3 separate regions of the Mus musculus genome follow, and all the other regions are linked to region 1. Evidence: chromatin loops called from intact Hi-C (ENCODE). Cell type or tissue: gastrocnemius. All regions are shown on one strand. Links, peaks and the distances in the headings refer to the core of each region. The heading gives the core; the rest is flanking DNA.

The links. Peaks named below come from ENCODE experiments on the same cell type or tissue, not always from the same donor. Only the 100,000 strongest peaks of a DNase experiment are listed, where the experiment ranks them.
Region 2: it touches region 1 in a loop (2.6-fold over the local background); 2 of 42 quality-filtered maps call a loop at or near these places.
Region 3: a loop joins it to region 1, with 2.5 times the contacts of the local background. A loop is called at or near these places in 2 of 42 quality-filtered maps.

Annotation. Positions count from the first base shown.
Region 1 is chr2:125,426,224-125,434,094 of GRCm38, forward strand. All of the region lies in intron 6 of Fbn1 (fibrillin 1), which reads right to left. Among named protein-coding and RNA genes, the nearest start is that of Fbn1, 76 kb to the right of the region's middle. In gastrocnemius, for the core only: no CTCF peak of the experiment used is centred there; a DNase peak (open chromatin) is centred at 3,022; H3K4me3 peaks cover 236 bases; H3K27ac peaks cover 1,914 bases.
Region 2 is chr2:125,329,711-125,337,581 of GRCm38, forward strand. It overlaps Fbn1 (fibrillin 1), which reads right to left. Exons shown (of 66, transcript NM_007993.2): 45 at 5,655-5,777; 46 at 2,548-2,673; 47 at 823-939. Among named protein-coding and RNA genes, the nearest start is that of Dut, 86 kb to the left of the region's middle. In gastrocnemius, for the core only: a CTCF peak has its summit at 4,630 (motif pointing right); a DNase peak (open chromatin) is centred at 4,656.
Region 3 is chr2:125,318,080-125,325,950 of GRCm38, forward strand. Fbn1 (fibrillin 1) reads right to left here. Exons shown (of 66, transcript NM_007993.2): 50 at 6,747-6,872; 51 at 3,537-3,686; 52 at 3,117-3,182; 53 at 2,784-2,900; 54 at 918-1,037. Among named protein-coding and RNA genes, the nearest start is that of Dut, 74 kb to the left of the region's middle. In gastrocnemius, for the core only: no CTCF peak of the experiment used is centred there; no DNase peak of the experiment used is centred there; H3K27ac peaks cover 464 bases.

The DNA.
Region 1 (7,871 bases), core at 1,954-4,453:
CCAGGATTGAACAGCAGATCTCGGAACTAAAGCAATGCTATGTAAATCAGGCAGCTCGGTCATAACCTAAATGTTCAGCTACATTTAAACTCCTAGTGCAGTGACAGCTGTTGTCTTTATGACGTGTAAACTATCCCAATTTTGCTTTATTAGATGTATTGACCTTGAGCCATGAGAACACAGAATCACTTCGGATGTCATCTAAAAATGGTTTGTGTTGAAACATGTGACAGAGGGGACAGCTGGGGATGCATTGGAGAAGCGCAAGTGCAAGCCCTAATGTTTTAGAGCTTAAGTTGGTTCATCTTATTATTATTGTATTTCTAATATATGGAGTATATTTTAATGTCATACCACGTACTGTAACACAAACAAAAATAGTAAGAAACATACATGCAAACACAAAACATAAGCAACACACAGAGAAACACATCTGTGTGCCGCCAGCGATGGAAACAGAAACATCTTTTGTACCTGTGTGACTGTGGGCAAACCCTTTCCTCCCTGACCACAGGTTTTCTTAAATAAGGATGACAGTGGGATATCTGTCAGAATTATATGAGGCAATGTACTGAAATGTTAAATGTAGGTCTTGCTCTTGCACACCATCATACTATGAACAGAATCCTTTGCCTAAGACATCTCACTTGATTGATTTCTGAGACATCAGATAGAACTGGTTAACTAACATACTGTTCTACTATAAAGTCAGATTAAAAAGTATGTAGCATAACCTACTAAAACATGGTAAGTAATAAGGATGTACAAAATTTGTACACTGTATCTGTAAGCCTTTATTCTCCTTTCCCCTTCTCTCATGTTCTCTCCTTGATCCAAGACTGAAATGCCACACTGCAAAGTCTTTGTCAACTGGGTTGCTTGTTACTGAGGAACACAACTCAGTCATAGCTTCTAGAGTGATAATCTACACCTACAAACTCACTCGGCCACGACCACACAGGGCAGCTATCCGGGCCAGCAGAGTCTGGCTCGGGCATTGTTTATATCACCTATGAATATATCTGGCTTGCCTCATTCCAGAATTCCCTTCTCTCTTCCAAATCCTTTTTATCCTTCAAGACTAAATTTAAACATTACATTTTGGGAGCAACCTGTTTAACCTGATGCTCCAGGGAGATGAAGCTTTCATTTTCTTAGCTTCCATGTTGTCCAATGCACATGAACCTATGCACAGAGCCATAACATTTTCCCTTGTGGTACAAAGACAAGGCTATAGGTCACAGCCTCCTGGGTACCAAACTCCCTAAAGAGAGAGAGCCTATTGTCTATCTCTTTTCCTTGCTCTCCATCTGCCAGGAACAAGAGACATTCAATAAATGTTTGCTGAATCAAACATTTATTAATGAGATATTATTAACGAGATGCAGAATTAATTCTTGCATCCATTTGGTCCATTTATAACTACCAACAACTACACACATTCCATAGATGAGTTCATGTGAAGTTAATTAGACAAGTTAGTTAAGTCTCCAGCCCAGCAGGTTATTAGAACTGAATGTCCCCAGTGCTCCTGAGGGCAAAGGTAAACAAGCTTTGCCTTCTACGTGTTTAATGAGGGTTTCTGGAGGAAGCTTTGTGCTCTGATCTGGGGAGTAAGAAAATTCTACATTTAACAGCTTTTGTAAAGTACTAACATGTCTCTCCTACACAGTTTCCTTCCATCTCTAAGACAGTTTTGCTCAATGCAACAGCAGAGGGTGAGCTGTTATCTGTGAATGTAGTTCTCCTTTCATGGATCACATCAGTGCACAATTCCATCACTTAAGACAGGAGACCAAGGCAAGTGCAGTAAGCATCAGAGACTATGCCTGTCTTTCTAAGATGCTCTAGAAGAGACCTCTGAGACTCCCTTTCGATGACCATCCATTCATAAGGTGAAGCCAACATGAAGCAATGCCTAGAGGAAGGGACTTAAAGGGGAGCTTCAACTACGTCAGCTGCAAATTCCAGCCAGTGACAGCCAAATATGAGCAGGAAAGCTTTCATAGGCTGAGACTATGTTTATTAAGCAGCTCTCTTTGATGAGTGATGTACAAGTCGGTCAGAAGCATGTGAGTTAAGTTCCCCCTGAGAGGCTGGGTTTAAAATAAGTGGAAGAGTGCTGGCTCAACCCAGATTCAGACCCTCTAAGAATCCTCAAGAAGCCATGTTCTCTGAGACCTTCACAAGGCTAACTGACACCTCTGTACAGAGCACCAGATTTACTGTGGGCAGTGCTTAGGCTGTAGATAGATGGATGGGTGGATGGATGGGACCAGAACACAGTCCTATCTCTATTAGCAATGTGCTACTGGGTCACAATAGGGACAAGTGTATATCACAGATGTTCCTTCTCAGGTTGTCCAGATTGAGGAAGGACGTGACACATAAAACACCTATTCTCAAGCACAAGATTTCAGTGAAGCCTGACTAAGTTTTCCACAGGAAAAAGCAGACAACAAAGTAGCTCAGTATGGACCACCCACCCATGAGAGGCAAACGGAGAGGCATAGTCACCGGCCCTATCCTACAGAGTTTAAGATGCTCCTCTTCAGTGTGGACTTCAGAGAAGCAAAGGCTCTGAGACAACTAAGCCCAAGACTACAGGGCAAGGGGGCTGTACACAGACTAGGAGACTACACAGAAGTAGCCATGCTCTGTAGGAAGAGGCAGGAGTCACGCAGAAAGAATATCCAGTGTGTGGAACACAAATATCTATTCATTCAAGAGTTTGCTAACCTTAAATGAATCCCTTGCTTTCAGGATCTGAAAGCCCCACAGGGAACATCTGGCCCAAATTATCCCTACAGAAGAAAAACCCTAAGCTGAGCAGTGAAATGATTTGCTCAAGGTCAACATGGCCATTGAAAGTCAGAGCCGACACTGAACCTGACTTCCTTACTTCCCTGCCCAGGACTGCTCTCACTAACTCGTGTTACTACTTTGGATGGGAGCCCGAGGAACTCTCCTGCCAGGTGGCAACTTGTTTCCCCTCCAGAGGAGCAAGGGAAGGGGCAACGGAGGTGTTTTTTTCACCTTGGCACACACCAGAGATGGCGTCAAGAAATCCAGGTTTAAACCAGGTCAGCCAGCAGGGTTTGTCTATAGCGCAGCTGAGCAATTGCCGTTCCAGCCAGGATTCCGTCAGTACGATGGGTGTGTCACCAACAGAGCTGAGCTAATGGTGCTTAAGCCAAGAATTCATTGAGGAGACTGGGAGAGATAGGTCCAGGCTAGGGACAAGAAGGGACAAGAAGTAGGTGAAGGGCAAAGAGAAGGCAGTAGTTGACTGGGTTCTTCTAAAGCATCTCTCCCAGCCTGGGGCTGCACTGAGCACACATACTGCTTCTGCAGCACCCCCAGGATACGTGCTATCTCTTGATATGTATGTACTTGTGAGATTTTCACATCTAAAGAGAACACATAGCCCTCGATTTAAGTAGCCTGTTTAAAATATACTCGTCACCAGCGAGAATTGAATTTGCCAAAATTAAGGCTCCACAGTCTAAATAAACAGGCTTCTCATATAGTGGCTAAGCCACTTACATATGATATCCTATAAAAGAGAATTCTTAATCAAGCTGGATGCAAATAATAATTAGCACCTCATAGCCTTCTTGAATTTTTGCTCCACAAGAGCTGTTAAATCTTTGATCTGATGCCATTGCAGACTCTCCTGTTCACACATTTTCTGTTCCTTCAACTATTTCCTGTTCTTCTATCAGTTTATCTGAACAAGGGCGTTTGGGATGTAAAGAGCCATTGATACATAGGTACCATTCTGAACATCAATTCAACTTCAGCACTATTAGCACAGGGCTTAATCTCAGATCATAGAAATTCCCAGAAGAAACACTTAAATGATTAGTTATATTCCAAGCAGAGGAAAAAACAAACAAACAAACAAACAAACCTTCCTGAACAGATACCCCCTTCAGTGTGATGAAGAGCAATAGAAGTCAGCTACATCCTCTCACAGCCCAGTCAAGTAAAGCATGAGATGACTTTTGTTAAAGTGAAGGCTCTTTTGGCACACTGACTATTGCTTCAGATATTCTCTACCTAAGAAGTTGAGTAGCATTATGAAAAGGTTAGAAAAAATCAAATAAACCAGGAAAATACCTGGCTACAGTATATGCTAATACAAAACCATAAATACAGGAGTAGCACGCTTATCAGCCTCAGAGAGAAGGATCAATGGGAAGGGATATCAGATGTGTATTCACAGCAGCAGAGCCTGTGGGGTTGAGAAGGCTGAGTCTGTTTCCCAGGAGTTAGTTCCTGCCATTCGCATCCTTGGAGTAGTGCAGGAGACCTGCAGTTGTCAGGGGACTCTGCCTTAGTGAAGAAACAGTGAGCCTCAGAGAAGTCCGTGGACATTCATGTGTGCACGGGCGATTGACAGCTTCACTGTCAGGCCGACTGGATTCAGACGCATCATGGAAACACACTTCAGACCGTGGCTCCGAGGCTGACTTTAGAAAGGTTTTACAGAGCAAAGAGTATCCTCCATGGATCTGGGCTAAGTCCCCAAAGGCTGGGGTCCCGGGCAGAATGTAAAGGTGAATTCCTTCTAAGCACCTCGCTGCATCCTGACTATTGATGCGATGTGACCAACACCTCAGAGTTCTGCAGCAGCTAGAGCCGACTTCATGGTCACGGCATCCTCTCAGGGATGAGCTACACCCTCCAACTGTTTGTTACATAAACCATTCCTTCTTTGAGTCCCTTTTCTCAGGTATTTCTTCAAAGCAGCCAGAAAAGGAACTAGTACAGTATCCTTATCAAGAAATCTCAGTTGCCCAATTTCCCCAGAGGCAGCTGTTTGAGGGATATTTACATCCATACCTTTTCTGAAACAAGCAATGCTACCTTTTCTGAAGCAGGTAAATAAAACCACCTCACCATGCCGCACCAACACATGCTCTGTGAGTGTAAGGAGCCGAAGCCTCCTGCTATCTGCTTTAAGTTACTAAATACCAAACGTGGAGCTGCAGGAGAGGCAGTGGAGTGCTGGGTATTTCACACCCGCTCTCTCTCTCTCTCTCTCTCTCTCTCTCTCTTCTCTTCTCTTCTCTTCTCTTCTCTTCTCTTCTCTTCTCTTCTCTTCTCTTCTCTTCTCTTCTCTTCTCTTCTCTTCTCTCTTCTCTCTCTCCCTCTCTCTCTCTCTTCTCTCTCTCTCTCTCTCTCTCTCTCTCTCTCTCTCTCTCTCTCTCTCTCTCTCTCTCTCTCTGGTATTTCTTCCACAGGCAACAGTCTTGCTCCTTTCTTAACAATTGAAGTCACAACTATATTAGGCCTGAGGAATTCTGAGACCCCTTTGAAAGGGAGCTGGATGCAGTCTTCCAGGCTCTGGGCACTTTTGAGCAGGAGCAGGGAGCACTCCAGAAAGTCTGGCTGCTGGAGGCTGGGCTCTCCCCAGACTGAAACCCAAGAACTCTCATTAGAAGCGTCTGCCTCCAGTGAAAGGCCTGCCGAGGACACAGGCGGAGGACAAGCAGACAGACTCAGAACGCAGCCAGGGTCCCAAGCAAAGCACAATTTTACAATCTGTGTGAATTCTGCCAATGCGGCCAAGCTGCGCACCTCACTGTGTCCATGTGAATAAGGAAGAAAAGCAAATTCCTCTGGCTTCCCAGAGCAATGGAGTAAATGCTGAGCCTCTGCTGCCAGGAGGTTTCTGCAGCCTTCAAGGGCAGAATGGCTTGCCTCTGGCAATGGAGACGGGGATGAAACAATAATAGAATAGCAAATGAAGATGATAGGGGAAATTTCATATCTAAGTATCAGGAAATGAATAGCATGTACTGAAGGAGGAGCACCAACGGATGCTATCCCCATAAAGCCTCCTTTTACAGACAAAGGCTGTCAGAAGGTTTAGAATGTCCAGTAGATGTTTTCAGTCACCTTTCCCTGTAAGAACAAAGTGTGTCTAGCTCTACTTACTATACTACATAGTGAAGGTAAATTTTGGAGCCTGAATGCAGAGAGATGGCTTTGATAATGGGGACTCAATTTGCCCCTGTGGGAAATTAAAACTGCCTCGGAGATTTACAGGGACCAGCAAAGTTTTCTTCTGTCATGCCCATGTCTTCTCAAGCATGAAGATAAGACAGGAGTGGGAGCACATGTGACATGCCCCAACCCAGTACATTCTCCTCCTTAATGACCCAACTCTGCCACCTATAAGTCAAATAGTGTCTTCCTCAGAAGGCATCATAGGGGTTAGGTTGTAGGGGTTAGGTGTAGTCATATATAGCAGCTGCTACCACTAGCCTTCAGACACTCCATGATCGGCAGTTCCAAGGTGTGAGAAGGACCATACAGGGGTACAGCAATGAACTTCGTTTTTTAGGGTCTTTTTCCCATCAAAGGGTACTATCAGTAAGCAAGAGTTTCAAACAAAAGTTACTATTAGGGCTGGGCATGCTGGTACATGCCTTTAATCCCAGCATTCAGAAAGCAGAGACAGGAAGATCCCTGTGACTTCAAAGTTAGCCTGGTCTACAGAGTGAGTCCAGGACAGCCAGGAGACTGTTACACAGAGAAACCCTGTCTTGAAAAAACAAAACAGAACAAAAGCCACCATTATTATTGGGAGACAGATAAAATAGGCAAATGACATTCTGGGGAAAATAGGGACTTCCAAGCTTCTTTGTAGCTAAGTACAGAATTTGTGCTATGTGATATAAGATCTGACATATTTGCATACTTTAGCATGTAAGATTTGTATGTATTTCCTAGCTTTATGGGATGCTGTTCTTATACAATACAATTTCCTAACTTCAAGGCTTTGTGCTTCCACTTCTTTGGAATTTCTGTAAAGGGCATGGAACATGGCTGAGTCCCAAATATCTGTAGACTAAGACTGTAATTCTGGAAGGAGCCCTAAAGACCATGTCCTGCGTGTCACAGTAGAAAGACCTCAGGAAGCTAGACATCCTACCCTTGTGTGAGCTGTCTTAAACCATGTTGCCCTCCTGACCACACCTCTTCATCCCAACAAGGGAGATGACCGCACACTGCCCACTCCCAGAGCTGCTTTGAGGGTCACTTAATACAGTGTGTTCACAACAGACTGCAACAGAAGGGCAGGGAGTGCCCACAGCCTGGAGAACTATATCTGGAAAGAATTCAAGGATTTTTTTCCAAGGTCACCCAAGACTCTAGTGCAGCCTAGTAGAAGTCAGATTACTAAATATAGACAACATACAGTGTAAGGCCCACTTTCTTGGAAATTAAAAAATGTTTAATTTTATACATGCTGGATGACTTTTCTATTGCTTTTCAACCGTATTGAGTATGTGGGGTTATGCCGGCATGGCAGAGTGAAAGTGGACCTGATTAGAAAGTTTCTTTGGAGCAACTCCCTTCTGTGTCATCTGGAAATTGGCAGTTCAGTTCACAGGTTAGCAGTGGCAGCTCGATCCACTCTCAAACACTTCACAGATACACCAGCAGTCCGATTTGGTAGAGCTGGGATAGCAAACACCAATCAGCAGAGGTGGTAATATCTAGCAGAGACAGCCAGGCCTCAGCCTTGGCAGGAGTCAGCAGGAGGGACCAGGAGGAACGCCAGGAGAAGTTCTCGGCTGTGCCTCTCTAAGTGAAGTGAAGCATCGCACAGCTAGCTCAATAAGCAAGTCTAGCTTAGCCTCCATCACTGTCTGCTCAGCCTCCATCACTGGCCACTGAGTCCTTTTTATATGCCCTCCAAACATCACATGTCCTCCACAAGTCCTGCTCAGCTTGTGTCTTGCACGTGGGGCTGTCTCAGCCTACATCACTCTGCCAAGTCCACAGAAGCAGCAAAAATCCAAGGCACACCACCAGAAATTTTTTGGCCTGTTTCTCTCTAAGGAGTCCCAACA
Region 2 (7,871 bases), core at 3,084-5,583, 95 kb before region 1:
CCAAGTGCTGGGATTAAAGGCATGAGCCACCACTGCCCAACTAGATTTGAATTTTAAAAGATAAAACTGATTTACTGGATACATAATTCAGATGAAGTCATACTATAGTATTGCAACTAGAAGTATTTAAAATTAGCTTCTAATTCTATGTGGTATTTGATTCGTTATTACTTCTTAGGATTCCTTCTCTATATTATTTCTTCGTTTAAAGTCACGGGTTTTCATGCATACACCCTTGCATCTTGCTCACATTCACATTCCTAGTATCCTACCCTCCCAGTGGTCCCTTCTTCATCCCAAACATTCTTCCTTCTGCTTCACACGTATGTATGTCTTATATAGTACATACATGTCACATGTATGTGTACTTATATAGTACATACATGTCACACGTATGTATGTCTTATATAGTACATACAAAAAGCTAATCTAGATTCTGCACCTGAGAGAAAATGCCTATCGTGTCTTATAAGGGGGATGCTATACACTTAATAACTTGTTTGTTTGAAGAGAGGGTGTAGCGAAAGATCTAAGCAAGGCTCCTACACTCCTTCTGGATTGTACAATTTACAAAGACTTGCTTTTGTATATTTTAACCTATCTTGAAATTTATTTAACTTAAAATAGATATAGAAATCATAGCTGCTGATACACAGATCAATAAAGTTAACAGAGTTACTAAAATTGACTTTTAATCAACATGGTATACTTGATAGTCACGTGACCAACTGTTAGGCAGAAGATTGGATGCTGGCCATAGGCAGAAGATTGGATGCTGGCCATGATGCAGATGCGTGACGTGGCGACCTCCTGCATACTCACCTATGCAGTCATTGTTGTGAGACAGTATGAAGCCATGGTTACAGCGACAGTTGAAGGAGCCAATCGTGTTTCTGCAAGTCCCGTTCCCACAGGCGTCTCTCTCACACTCATTTATGTCTAGGAGGAAGAAAGGCCAGAGAGGGAGACACAATGACTAAACAGGAAAGTGGTTACGTGGTCACTGATGCTGAAGGGCAGTTGTGGCTGCACAGACTCTTCCAGGAGGCTGGAATGTTCTGCCTGATGTCACCAGCCTGGGGAAGCTGAGGTGAGGACCTACATCTTGGAAGTCCCAAGTTTCCTCAGTTGGCGTGTGAGAGGAGGCGAGACGAGGACACAAGGACTGGACAAGACTTTTATTCTATTTGCTTCTCAAATTCTCCACCCTTGCCACTTTGCTCAAATATTTTCACTTGAAAATGGAAAAACTTCAGTGTGCATCTGGACCTTCCCTTGGCGGATGTTGGCACACTTTGGCTTACAGGATTCATGTTCCATTTTACCCCAAGGTCGCGAGTCAGCAGGATCTCTGCAAACAACAACAGAGCTCCCCTCCCCAGCTAAGCTGCCACTTGGGACACGGCTCCTTCCTCCCACCAGTGATAACTCAGCTACCCTTCTGAACACACCCAAGGGATAAGATGGTACTCAAGCCAGGCAGTCGTGGGACACGCCTTTAATCCCAGCACTTGGGAGGCAGGGGCAGGCGGATTTCTGGGTTCGAGGCCAGTCTGGTCTACAAAGTGAGTTCCAGGACAGCCAGGGCTACACAGAGAAACTCTGTCTCGAAAAACCAAACACCAAACCAAACCAAAACAAAAAAGATGGTACTCAATTTGGCTTGGCTCAGACGCCCTGGCATTGCTTGCCTTTTTATTTACTGGCCCATGACTTTTGGCTTTTGCATTATGATGCTTATTCTGGCAACTTACATAGTTTTGCATTTTACCAAAGCAGTTAGCACCTTTCTTACATGCTATATTATGGGGGAGTAGAAAAGAGAACATTGGTACCATTGGCTTGAAGAGGGAGGGCAGATGGGCCAAGGACAAGGGGAGAGAACGAATGGAAAGAGACACCTGGGGAGCTCAAAATGTAGTGGCCAAAGTCAAGATTGCCTCTTTCAACTTTGGGACATGATTTGTGATTCAGATGGAAAAGTTATTGCTAGCTCTCCAGTGCCTTGAATGCGGAGTAAGCATCACATCCAAATAATGAGTCACTGTCACTCTTCAGGCCACTTGAGAGTTAGGAAGGCAAGCGAGTCTGTCGTGCTCATCCAGAGCCAAGAGAGGGAGATTGAGAAACAATGAGGCAGATTCTTGTGGCGATGCAAGGAAGGGCGAGCCACCCTGGGATGAGCCAGGATGATTAAGGAGGAGATTAAGCATCGTTCATGGGAGGACCTAGTTATAGCCAAAGGCAAGGGCTTTAAGCAGGCTCTGGACACTGTTCTTCTGATATGTTTGATTCATGGGCTTAAAGACCCTCAAAGGCCTAATGCATGCAACCTTAAGTCAGAAAGAAAGGACTGTTAGATGTTTGTGAAGCACTCCAATAGTACCAAAAAGTGGATCAATGTGCACACTCTGAACCCCGGACTGGATGTGCACACTTTCACTCATGGACCAATGCACACCCACCCACCCATGGACTGATGCACACACACTCACCCATGGACTGATGCACACACACTCACCCATGGACTGATGACCACATACTCACCTAAGCACATGGTCTGATCCACATTTGTTTTGAAGCCAGTGTGACAAAGGCAGTAGAAGCTTCCCACGGTGTCGATGCACTGGCCATGACTGCATATGTTCGGGATTTCTTGGCACTCGTTTCGATCTGTAAACCAGAAGTGTCTTAGGTGGGACACTGCACATTTGCATGTTTTCTTAGATGGAGACTTAGAGCATAAAACGACTGAACAAATTATCTCCAGGCCTTGCTCTCAGAGATAATCCTAACCCGAAACTGAGGTAGTGAAGTAGACACTGGCATTCTCTCTAGTTTTTCCTTTGAAATTGGCCAGATCTTACTCTCGGAGCATTAGTACCAGGCGAACCAAAAGGAGACAGCTCCTTCTGCCAAAGGTATCTTGAAAGAGGAAAGTAAAACTCAGAATATGGAGAAGTACTTTCTACAGCGCCTAAACAGCTTCACATGGAATTGATATCTCTAGGTTTTGGTACCAAAGATTATGGGCAAAGACTTTGGGGCTTCTTTGGAAAAATTGATAGTAAAGTCAAACCTATCATGAGTATACTGAAATGGGACACTACCATAAATGCATAGATGCTCACAGTGGGACACTACCGTAAATGCATAGATGCTCACAGTGGGACACTACCGTAAATGCATAGATGCTCACAGTGGGACACTACCGTAAATGCATAGATGCTCAGAGTTGGCCTTACTCCTTTGCCTCATTACTTCAGCTTTCATTCCACCTAGTTTAGTTGGAAAGTCAGGCTGCTTATTTTCTGGGTCTACAGAACTGTTACCTCAGAGCAACATGGCCTAACTGTGGCAGAGATGATGGCTATCTCCAGTCAGAAGCCATCAATTGAGACATTGTTTATAAGTCTCAAGTGTAGGAGGGGTTGGGGTTACACTGCCCCTAAACTGTGGCTAGTCTATATAGAAAACAGTTAACAAATACCACTATTCTCGTTTGAGAAAATATTTAAAATGAAGAATGGGTGGGCAAAGAAAAGGGATTTTTATTTTTTATGATCATAAAAGGGAGCTTCCCTTGAGAAAGGTCAGTCACCATCTAACTGTCTAAGAGACAGGTTTTTAGTTCCCAGGAGAGCATGTCTGAGGTTTCCTGGGAGGTTTTGAATAGGGACAGGATCCCAAACAGAGAGAGGGGCGATCATCAGACAGCGGCTGGGGATGTAGCTGGGAAAGGCATTTCTACAGGGATAGGATTTGCTACTGAGGTCAGACTGGCAACTTGAGCACCACCATCAACAGCAATGTGGAGCTAGGACCACTGTGATTTGGAGTTTTGTATGAATTTAAATTCAAATCTCATAGGACGATATTTTCGTTTTAAATACAGGCAGAGAGGAATGCTTTGCAATCTGTTTGAAAACTACCAGGATAAGACAAGTGCTTAAAATGGTTTAAAATAGTTCTAAGGTAGGATGGCAGCCTGGCATGGTAGCCACCAACTGTTATCTCAGCACTCGGGAGCTGAGACAGGGGAGTGTGAACTTGAGCCAGCCTGAGCTAAAGAGGAAAAAGATCCTGTCTCAAAAATCAGCAACAAAAGTGAGATGGGAACAAAGTGATTTCTAGGATAAAATACCAGGTTTTCCCTGACCGTACCAGATGCAGCTTAGGTTAACATTCTATAAGAAAACGCAGAAGGACCTGAGCTGTAGCAGGTTGTAGCTGATTGCCTTTTGCTGATCTATAAATGGCCCAACTTAGTGGCCAGAGCAAATGGTCTACAATGGCACACCCAGGGCGACCAGCCAGACTTTATTTTAACTGGCCACCTTTCACCCAGCTCCAAAGAAATAAAACTTGAAAATAAAATGCAGGGAAGTGGCGTTCAAGGCCAATGTCACCGGGGGAGATTGTGCTTCATATCTGCCAGGGACTCATTTTTCCTGTTCTATATCCTTACCTTTGGGATAATCTCAGCTCTGTTGATGGAATGCTAAATACTCACACATGCTCCCTTAAACTCAACAAAACAAATCTTGGTTGGCAAAGTGATTTTTTTTTTGTTCTGTTCTTATACCCTCTTCCTACCAAGGTTTCATTAAACAATGGAAAATATCCTGCAGAGGGCAGCACACTTCCTACCACTTAATCACAGTTGGCCAACAGAGCCAAGGCAAACCCGAGCACGGTTCCTCTCGTGTTGTTTCATTCACAAGTGCACAAAAACCCAGGAAACTCACTTGAAAGTGAACCCTGAGCAGGGTGACACACTCTTAAATGTACAATGTAACTGTACTGAAGTGTAGGTGAGGGCCCATCCGAAGTATTAGTTTGCCTCTGAGCTCTAACACAAGGGACTTTATTTTCATGCCACTAGCTAGAGAAACCCTTAGATGTTGACCAAATGTATGGCCAATGTGAGTGGACAATGTACTCTCTTCTTTATACCACATCCTGACAAAGTGGGCAGCAGACATCCCTAACCTCTGCTTGCTGTAGGTAGTGCAGAGGTAATGAGACGGTCAAGATTTGCTTATTTACTGTCTTCCCGGGGGTCATTCTCATCAGTAAGATGTTTGGGAAGACAAGGGTGGTGTGTGTGTGTGTGTGTGTATCTTTTAAATTCATTTATGCAGGAAGATCTGCTCCAACTCAAGTAAAGGCATCTAGCACAATAGAAGATATGATGAAAGCCTTCCCTGTCTACATTATGCAGAAGCTAATAATAATGATCCTCTTCCTCCCCTTCTTTTTCCTCCTCCTCTTCCTCCTTCTCCTCCTCCTCCTCCCCTTCTTCTTCCTCCTCCTCCTCCTCCTCCTCCTCCTCCTCCTCCTCCTCCTCCTCATGAATACCGATTAGAGGACTGTGGGCTTGTACATGTGGGTAATGGGAATTTCTTGGTAGGGTAGGGATAGAGAGACTCATTTGTGTAAATGACTTCTTTTTTGCTTTGTGGATATTTCATTTATAAGGAAGGCAAAAAGCTAAGCATTTAGCTATTTTAACAATTTTCCTCCTTTTTCCTCTTTAAATACATCTAGTTTTTCAACCTACATCCTCACTTCTATTCCTTAGCCTTAGAATCTATAAAAACGTGCAGAGTCAGGATCGTGACAGCAATGGCCTCTGAGTGGGTGCTACATACCGTTGCATTGACCTGTGGAGGTAAGGCGGTAGCCGGGCTTACAGTCACAGCGGTAGCTGCCTGCAGTGTTGATGCATTCCGCATTTCGCTGGCACACAGGGCCATTCTGACACTCGTCGATATCTGCAAGCAGAAGAGAGTTTATTTCAAGGAAGAATAGAGTCTGGTGTTGAGTTGGCGATACATAATGTTCTTATGATGGCTCAATCATTTGAAAAGACAGCAATGGGTATTTATACCAGATTTACTCACAGTGGCAAGATCTCGAAAGAAGCCAAGCTAATCCTCAGTAGGTGAGCGCATCATGAATGCACTGTGGTATATTAAGATGGAAGAATATAGATCAATATTCTAGTGAGCTGGCTAGCTACAGGAAGACATGGGAGAAACCCACATGTGGATTCATATGCGAAAGAAGCCATCTGAAAAGGCTCTATAATATTCTGATTTCAATATCTGAATTTCTGGAACAGGCAAAACTATGGGACCAGTAAAGAGATTCATGATCTCCAGGGCTCAGATCGGGTCTGGAGATGGTGGGGAAGGGCAGGTAGATAAACCCAGAGAAGCTTTAAGGCAGAGAAACTATGATACAATCATAGTAGATATACATCACTATAAAGTCATAGTAGATATATTTGTCACTATAAATTTGTCCCATCACTGGGAAGTGCAATACCAGTGGTGGATCCTATTCCCTAGGAGATGAGGCACATACGGCTCAGGAAGGGAAGAGCTTGGAAGACTCAGAAAGTCTCAAGGTAGAAAGGCACAAACAGTGCCTGGGAAGAGGAGACTCTGGCTAACGGCCAGCCAAGCTGCCGGCAAGTTGTTCAGGAAGCAGCTTTCATGAACTGTCTGCCATGTTGGGGTATGGTAGGCTTTTGGTGACATAGCTGCCCATGGCCATCCATGCTCCTGTATGGAACCACTCACCCATACTCCTATACATAACTCAGTAGACTTCCTGGTCCACTAAACAGGACTACAGAAGAACTGCATCCTTGGTCCGCTGTCAGTGCCCTATCCGGAGTGAAGAGATGTTTGTTCAGAGTTCCCCAGGAAAAGCCACAACAGAATTACATCAGGCCTGTGCTTGTGTGATGAGAAAACCTGAACGCAGCTTGGTGGAGCTTCCAGGACCGGGAGTGTCTGTCTGAGACGGGGTGGACTACACCTTTCTGTGCAGTAGATTCATGAGCAGCATGCCAGTGTCGTGAAAGACACAGCCTCAACTCACCCACCAGTTCTGCCCTGCTTGTAAACTGTAAAGAAACAGAGCCAACCATGCCACATTAGAAGCCAAGTGGTGTGACAGGCAGGCACTTCTGTGACACGAGCAACTAACATCTGCTCATGCACTTCCTTGTGGAAAGCATAAATATGGAAGTCCCCCGAAACATTCCTGGAATCCACTCCAATTTCAGAATAGCTGAGCCACGCATGAAGTCTACCTTCATTTTCTGATTTATTTTGACAGCTAAGAATGTGTTGGGAAGCAGCTGAGTGTATTTAAACACTCACCTTGAAGAGGAGTAATTTGTGAAATGGAAACCAAAAATCGGAGCACTTAGTCTTCTTAATGTTCTCTGAGTATGACTGTTTCTCGACACCTTTATGAGCAGATAGAGTGGGCGGAGCCTGCTGGGTCTTCCCCGACAGCAGGGCACCTTGCCTGGCCCAACAGGCTTTCAGTCCCATGTATGCTGCAAGGTCTGGGATGACTTTGTACTCATGGGTGGCCTTGCCTATGTGTCCTGGCCAAGGGCAGCATTTTTGGCAACTATAAGTAGCAAAGGGGTATTTGGGTAGGTATCCAAGGGGCTGACAAATAGAAGGGAAAATACAAGGAAAAAAAGTAGCAGGCATTCTGAGACATGTACCAGAAGGGGAAGAGTATAGTCACAAGGAAGACAGCCACCTCTAGCATGCTAAGTTCTGCTGTCCCCTGTTCTTCCTGAAGCAGTGCCTTTTCTGCAGGAACCGATTCTTGATGGTTCCTGGAAACCCCACAGCTGGGCTGTGGTCTGAACTGGCTATCTCTTTAAAGAGTCTTGGACTGGCTATCACCCCTGCCCACAACCCACACAACAAGCAAGGCAAGTGGTGCGTGCCCAGTTGGCCACAGTGGTTGAAAGCTGGCAAGAGAGCCCAGCAAGTACGTGGTTACTAATGGAACATAACTCTACATGTGGATCATAAACAGTCCCTAATTTA
Region 3 (7,871 bases), core at 2,926-5,425, 110 kb before region 1:
GGACATGTTTTCAAAAGCGAGAGGGTGAAACCAAACCTCTTCGATGATCATGCTGTCCCCCAAGAACAACAATGTGTATGAAGGACAGGACTGAGCATCCAGGCCAGCTTTGAACCACAGCCTTAAAAGGCTCACAACACTCTGAAGGTACCAACAGTCCATATCTCTGATGAAGGGATCCCTTTAATACCACTTTCCCTTCCCCTCCCCCATTCTTTTCCTACACCAGGGAACCCTATCATGAAGAGCTTGTGGATCATCTGGACAGCTGCTGGGCTCTGCTTTTAGAGTTTGTGATTTAGTGGTCGAAGATGAGGCCAGAAAGCTTGCATCCCAGGGGAATATGAGGCAAATAGTCGAGGGACCAACCACTCTTTGGCACTCCCTAGTTTTTCTTTCTTTTCCATACTTCCTTCCAGGCAGTCACACTGACAAATACTTTTCAGATGCCTCTATGGGTTAGGCAACCTCTCCTTTGGGATTGCCTCCAGATGACCACAGGATGTCAGTGGTTATCTAGCTCTGTGAGCAGATGTTTCTAAGAGGAGAGCAGGAGAATACAAAAGAGGTGGGGGAGGGGAGAAGAGCCTTGGAAACAAAAACAACAAAGGAAATAGAGAGTAATAAGACAGGAGGTAGTAAATGAGGAGTTGTATTGAGATGTAAGCAGAAAGACACACTAGTGAGCATTCCGTTATATACAATATAACTTCTGCCACAAGTCACCTCTATTGTTTTCTTTATATTTCCTGACCATATGAGGTCACAGAGAAGAATGATGCAACAGCCTGCCATGCTCAGATGTTCTTAACTCTCCATGCCCTGAAAGGTATTTGATCTTAAGAACTACAATCAAACAGCTGCTCCCATGGTCAGTATAGGCAACTGTCTCTTCTGTATCCGAGACCCTTACTTACCTTCACAAGTCATCATTGGGCCAGGCTCGAACCCCTCCTCACAGGTACATTCAAAACCTCCAATCACATTCTTGCAGGTCCCATTTCCACAAGGATTGCCCACAGAGCATTCATCGGTATCTGCCAGTGATCCAAAGTGGAGATAAAATGAGTGCAGATAAAATGGAGCTAAGGCTCTGATATCACTTTTCATTCTGTCTGAGTTCTTGGATCTGTGTTGTCTTGCTCAGTTATCCTGTTCTTGCAAGGAGGGAAACCTGCTGACCACTGGTTTCTAGCTGGAGTTTGCACTTGCTCAAAGGCAGAGACAGTGAGAGAGATGGATGTCTAGCCCTTACACCGCCCAAGTGGCTTTCTGCAGACTGTCCTGGGAGTAGATGTCCTAATAGCTAAAATAAGGCTCCTATATGCAGCCAGGGGTTTCTGCTGGCTCAAAGACAAAGTCTCCAGTTGGTCCCACTTCACATCACTACACAAAAAGGCTTACATATGATGGAGTTTTGCCAGATATAAAATAGAAAATTACCTAAGATTAAATAGAATATACTGGATAAAAAAACCCAACATTCAAGTAGATTTTGTTGATTCTGTTAAAACCAGGTGGTTTACATTAGGCAGAAAAAGAAAAGACTAGGGAAAAAAGAGAGAGAGAGAGAGAGAGAGAGAGAGAGAGAGAGAGAGAGAGAGAGAAAACATGTTTAGGTCATGGTCTTTCTAAACAACTGTGGAGAGAGAAAATATTTTACCAAAAAAAAAAATCCCTAAAAAGTATAGATGCCTCCTAACCCATCCATCTGGATCGTCCACTGTTCTTGTTTCCGGCCTCGGCCTTAGGGAGAATATTTTCCCTTGGGAAAGAAAGAACTCTAATTTTAGAGATAACGTTGCTATTTTAGATATCTGAAGCCGAGGAACACAGCAGGCTCTCCTCAACGGTCACTCTTTCTAGGAGAGGAGAATCCTTTTGCACATACACAGCCGCAAACTGAAGATTCCAAAACACTAACATCGATAAAATTTGTTCCTGTTAGGTTACTAAATCTCACATTTAGTCCAGAATACTGCGTCTTCTCTGATTTAATAAAAACAATGGTATCATTGCAGTTTAGAGCTGCCAGGGTAATTAGACACAAACCATTTCACTTGCATAGTAGTACCCCCAAGGTGGGAGAGGTTGAATATACTTATATCCCACCCTTAGCTCGTGCTACAGTCCTCAGACCCCCTCTCTTTATATGAAGACAGTACTTTTTAATCTGCACACATGGACATTCAGTGTTGATCACACTGTCACAGGAATACTTTGTTAGAGTTCTTGGACATATTTAATTCTAGCATATAGTGAAAAGAATTAAGAGTAAGTGGTCCACATAGAAGCCATCCTTAGACATTTTAATGGAAAGGCTAAAATAAGACACTGAATAAGGTGGTTGGCCTTCCATATTACCAAATATACAAGATGCATAGGAAACTTGGTGTTTTTACATACTGAAAGTATAAACTATGGGCACTAACAGTATATTTTAATTTTCACTAAGACTTCTGTTCTGTTGTCCTTTTCAGTATCTCTTAGGACACTCTTCTGTTCTGTTGTCCTTTTCAGTATCTCTTAGGACAAGTATCTCTTGTCCTAAGAGATACTGCCTTCCAAGTTAGACTACAAGGGCCATGCAAGGAAGGACTATCCTTGCTTGGTTCACTGTAGTAGCTCCCTACCCAGCACAGGGTGGGGACTGGCTAGGAGTCTAAATGAAGAAGCCCTCAGTGGAGGAACAGAACATGACTCGTACCTTGGTTCAGTAAAAGCCAAATCGCTCAATTTTTGCATAAAACAATTTCAAAGGAAGGGACTGAATCACTACTCACCCACACACTCATTCCCTTCCAGAATATAACCAAAAGGACACTCGCATCGATAGGAGCCGTCTGTGTTAATGCACTGCCCATGTCTACAGACATCAGGTTCTTTGCATTCGTCCATATCTTAAGTGGAGAAAGAAAAAACAATAAAAAACCAAGGTATTTTTCTTAAACTATTGTCATGTCAGTTTTCAGTAAGTGAATATCTAATATCACAATACAACTAAAATCCACATGATAAGACGTCAAATAGAAGAGATTATTTCTCCCAGGTAGATAAGGAGAAATAAGACCCAGAGGAAGGACAAAGAGGCAGGGAAGACCTAGCTGGGCACTCACCAACTGCTGAGTCATCAGGGCCCACAATGATCCCACTTCCAAAGGGGCAGATCTGGCGGAAAGCCTCTGTAGTGGAGAGATAGACTCATTAGTGGGCAGATCAGAGACAATGACAGCCTTCCCACGCCCCCATCCACTGTGTGGCTGTGGCCACGTGCTGCACACAGTGAGAGATGCCCAGAAATAAGGAGACATCACCAAGATTCTCAACGACGTGCCTGCTCTTTGGATGACTCTGATTTACAACATTATTAAAAGAGAAAATAACTACCATGCTCCTCTGGTAAAATATGTTTAAATGGCATTCAAGTTACACTTAGAATTTGATGACTCTACTGACTGTAAGGCTTACACTGTTCATGGTTCCATGGTCATATGTACACGAGATCATGCGATGAGAAACAGAGATGTTAGACTTACCATCTGGCTCAGTGGGGCACAACTCACAAGGATCTCCCCAGCCTTCTCCCTTCAAAGCACAGCAGCACTCCTGCTTGGAATGGTTTCTGGATTTGGGTGATGAACACTTCCCACCTTCAAACTTCGCATAGCAGTAGCTCATTCGCAAATCTACAACATAAATCCACAGTACATTCTAGTCGCTTTCCTACTGAATCCTCATTGTCTGATAGTAGATCAATGCGTTCCCTCATTAACTAGAACAATATTCCAAAAGCAATTGGAAGCATGAAAGAGCTGAGACTGCTGAAGTCACAGACAGCTGGCAAGATAGGAGGAACAGACTCAGGTTGCTTTATCTTTTTCCTTCAGTTTACCTGCTACTTCAAAGCAACCTGATAGGAATAGTAAACTCCAAACTTTCCAGCCTTAATAGACTTCCACTAACAATGCCAGGATTGGAACATCCCCAGATAGAGTCATTCAGGAAGAAACGCCCGTATGATGGCTTCTCTTGTGTGGGTTTTGTACAACTTTCAGCAAGCAGACTAAGACAGGAGAGCCTCCTGGTTCTAAGACATACCGTCATTCTGTGTCCTATATACTCTGGGACCAAAGACAACCCCACACCACTACATAGGACAAATGAAGGAGTGGTAAGTGTATGGACTAGTCAACTGAGCCACCAGGGGCATTCCCTGAAGTAGCTATGCATGGAATTGTGGGGACAAACTTCAAGTGGGATTTTCTGCAGACTTTATACTCATGCACACACAGCTACAGCAAATTAAGTTTCCAACGAGTCTGTTCAGTGCAATAGAAAGAGGAAGCAAAAAGAAGACGGAAGGCAGGGCTATGGTGGGTGTAAGCAAAATAACCCTTCTTTCAAAGAATATATGTATTTCTTTATATTCATTATTGCTCTGGAAACTCCAAGGAAAAGGTGATATCTCTCTTATAAAATGCTCCAGTGTTGCTTGACATAATTTTGGAAGCCAACTGTTCCCATCCTTATGGAGCAGAGTGGGTGACTCTGAGAAGTGAGCTAATGTAGGGTCTGGAATGTGTTTTTTCAAACCTGACTTCCAGAGCCAGGCATTACGTCTCCTTCATTACCCTGTGGCTAAGCTCTGCAGAGCTGAGGACTTGATTCCACTTCCGCTTTGTACCCTTCCTGCTTCCTGGGTTCTGACTACCTCTGACTTCTGCATTCTCTACTCTCAGTTTTCCAGTCCAGAAAGCACACTCCCACAGCAGTGCTTGCCACCCAAATATTTACTCTGTGGAGAAATGCCAAGACTTAAGTAATTCTCATTTCTTGGGTGACATCTTTTTTTTTCATTTGCTTTATTCTTCAAGTTCTTTGTCCCATCCATTGTTTTGCATAAACAGAGTTGTTTTTTACCACTTATTCCTACAGCCATCCTTAAACTGCTGACCTTACTCTCGATCCAGTTCAATGTTCAATCTTCCCCACACTACTCTCTACACCAAAAGAAAATAAATGTCTTGGATTCAGACTGAGACTCAAATGCAAAAAGTCCCAGAGGCATCTGGTGCTTCAAAACCCCATATCAGGGCTTCTGGGTAACTTCCTTACTTTATACCCAATAGACGCCTGATTCAATTTGACACCCTATAAGAAAAATCTCTGTCTCAAAATTTCAGGTGCCAGCAGAACCTGCACTCAATAGGAGATTTGCTTTCAGTCATGTGAAACAGCACAGTGCTCACATAGCTCAGTGCTCACCTCAGCCAGTGTTCACTAGAATGCCTGCTCACCAGTTCATCTGCGAACAGCCCTTCCTGACCTCTGAAACTTCTCTGGAACTATGGCAGTCATTTTCCCTGCTTGCATTCCTCAGCTCTGGCTGAGGGATGTGGCAGGGTTCTCACAGCTGGGCTGCTTCTTCCTGCAATGTCAGCTTGCCCTGTGACAGGCCTGTGCAAATTGAATTAATAGCCTTGGAGTTTCCTCTGGCTTGCCACATGGACAGATTCGCACCTGGCTTCTCACTGCTTTCTTTCCGAATGCAGGCCAAGCAAGCCAAAGACACAAATGAAGTCAGGCTCTATGGGGCTGACCTGGAGCGCACAGGCAGATTAGCTACTTGAATCCAGCTGTGCCTCAATCACTACCCTGAAACCCTTGTGGTCATCTGATAGCCCCTACAAGATCAAACCAACCAGAGAATTTGCAACCTTTCCCTTCATACTTCCGCACTGATGAACTGATAAAATAAAACCATAACCAGACAGAATAATAGTAACAAGAGTTCACAGGAGACTCAGAGACAATAGAACTGTGTCTTGCAGTTGCCTGGGTGGGTATTAGTGTGGTTGGGGTGAGCAAACAGGATTTCTATACCCATAAATGGCTTCTCTGGCCAAAACTTGGCAGGCCTAGATTCCAAAGCCATATTTTAGAATCTTAAATTGTATTCTACACCTATTATTTGGTAATATGAAGCAAATCACACACACAATGTAAACAAACAACTAAAAGCACAAAGCAACAAATAGACACGGACAGAAATCCTAAACTAAATATTTATGGGCCTTCCCTACCCTGTAATTCATTAAACTCGTTTGTATAAGTATAGCCAAATAACAATTGCACTGCTTGGGAATGTCTAAACATGTTTCTGGGCTTTATCCAAACATTATTTTGTGCTTACCTTCTGAGTCTTTTAAAGTTTTTTTTTCTTTTATTTTAAAGTTAACCTGGCAAGCCCTTGAATATTTTCACCATTGACAGGTATTCGGTTTCTCCAAAGGATATGTACAGTAAAGTGGGTGGGGGGGGAAACAGATTATCAGTTTGCATTTTCTCTGTCTGAAGATTTTGGTTTGCACCCACATGCATTTAAGCTGCAGCTTCTGAGGCAGGAACGAACCTATATCTGGTCTGCTCCAGGTTCTGCAGTATCAGTGACTCTTGGGGATGCCCGCCCTCCCCCCCCCCCCCCCGGAGCCTCTCAGCATCTGTGCTTGTCAGAGTGATAGAGGTGTAAGTGCCAAGAAAGTTGTATAAGCAACTGAAACTTGATGGATGAGTTTTTAACCTCAAAAGTCAAAATGAACCTTAGGGCATATGGTAATCATTAGACCTGTGGGTGAATGAAACATCTTCCCGTTCACAAAGACTCAGAGCTTCGCCATGTTTAAAACATAAGACCATAACAAATAAACACAGAATCATGAAAGTCCAAAGCTTCCAGAGGCATTTACCTTGGCACCTTCTTCCAGTGGAGGACAGGGAGAACCCCTCTGGACACAGACATTTGAAGCTACCCTCAGTGTTGCTGCAGGTCCCCAAGGCACAGATTTCTGGCTCTTCAACACACTCATCAATATCTGAAAGAATTATACACATCAGAGTCAGAATGTCATCCAGACAGCATCGGTCACTGCACGGAGACATACAGCTTCAGTGGGGAGTTGTTTCAGTGCCTTTGCAACAGAGAAGCGACTGCCCGTGATAGAATTTTGAAGTGAAGTTTTAAAAGTTACTTTTAACAAGTCTCGATGTAAAAATGGAATCTCTTAGAGCCTCCTACGAGTTATAATGATGAACCACTCACACATGGAGGTGCAGGGCAGTCACAGAAATGAGCCCCTTACTTGAGAAGGTACAGGGCCAATCAGAGAAGCTGTATGACCTCCACACCACACTGAACTGGGAGAGAGGCCAGAACTCCAGCCCCGCACCTCACCATTGCACAACCCGAGTCCAGTGCTGACCTCAATGAAAGGTGATCTCCCTGCACTGGCTGATGGAGCCTTCCCAGCACCCCATGCAGTAGCATTCCCAATACCCTACTGCGGCGGCTGTAAAGGCCTTACTAAGCACAATCCCATCCCAGAAGATGATTCTACTCTTCAAGTCAGTGCTTCTGAAGAGATGAAAATCCCTTTCTTGTATAGACCAGGGCTTCACTTCCATCACAGAGCTAATAGGAACTGGATACATGTGATTTAAGACCTGCTGTCTTCAGAACATCAATATATCATATTGCCTGTAAGGACTGACCTACTGAGAATTCAGAGTAGTTTGGTTAACCAAAGTATTGTGCCATAAGGGTTTTCCCTAGAGATTCCCAGCTTGTGTATGTTGGCCTGACTGTATAATTAAGTATTCCCTTTCTCGTTCCAAATTATCTGTTTAGGGAATAAAACATGATCGTTCTACTTTTGTGAAAAACAGCCACTCAACTGTAACAAACTCACTCATTTCCTGTGACTTTCAGCTAAAATTTATAGTGAAGAAAGGTCTTTATAGTCTTAAATCTGGGCTGTATTGTCTTAGTTAAAATTTTCAAAGTTATGTACTAACTGCCTCTTGGGTCATGTAAC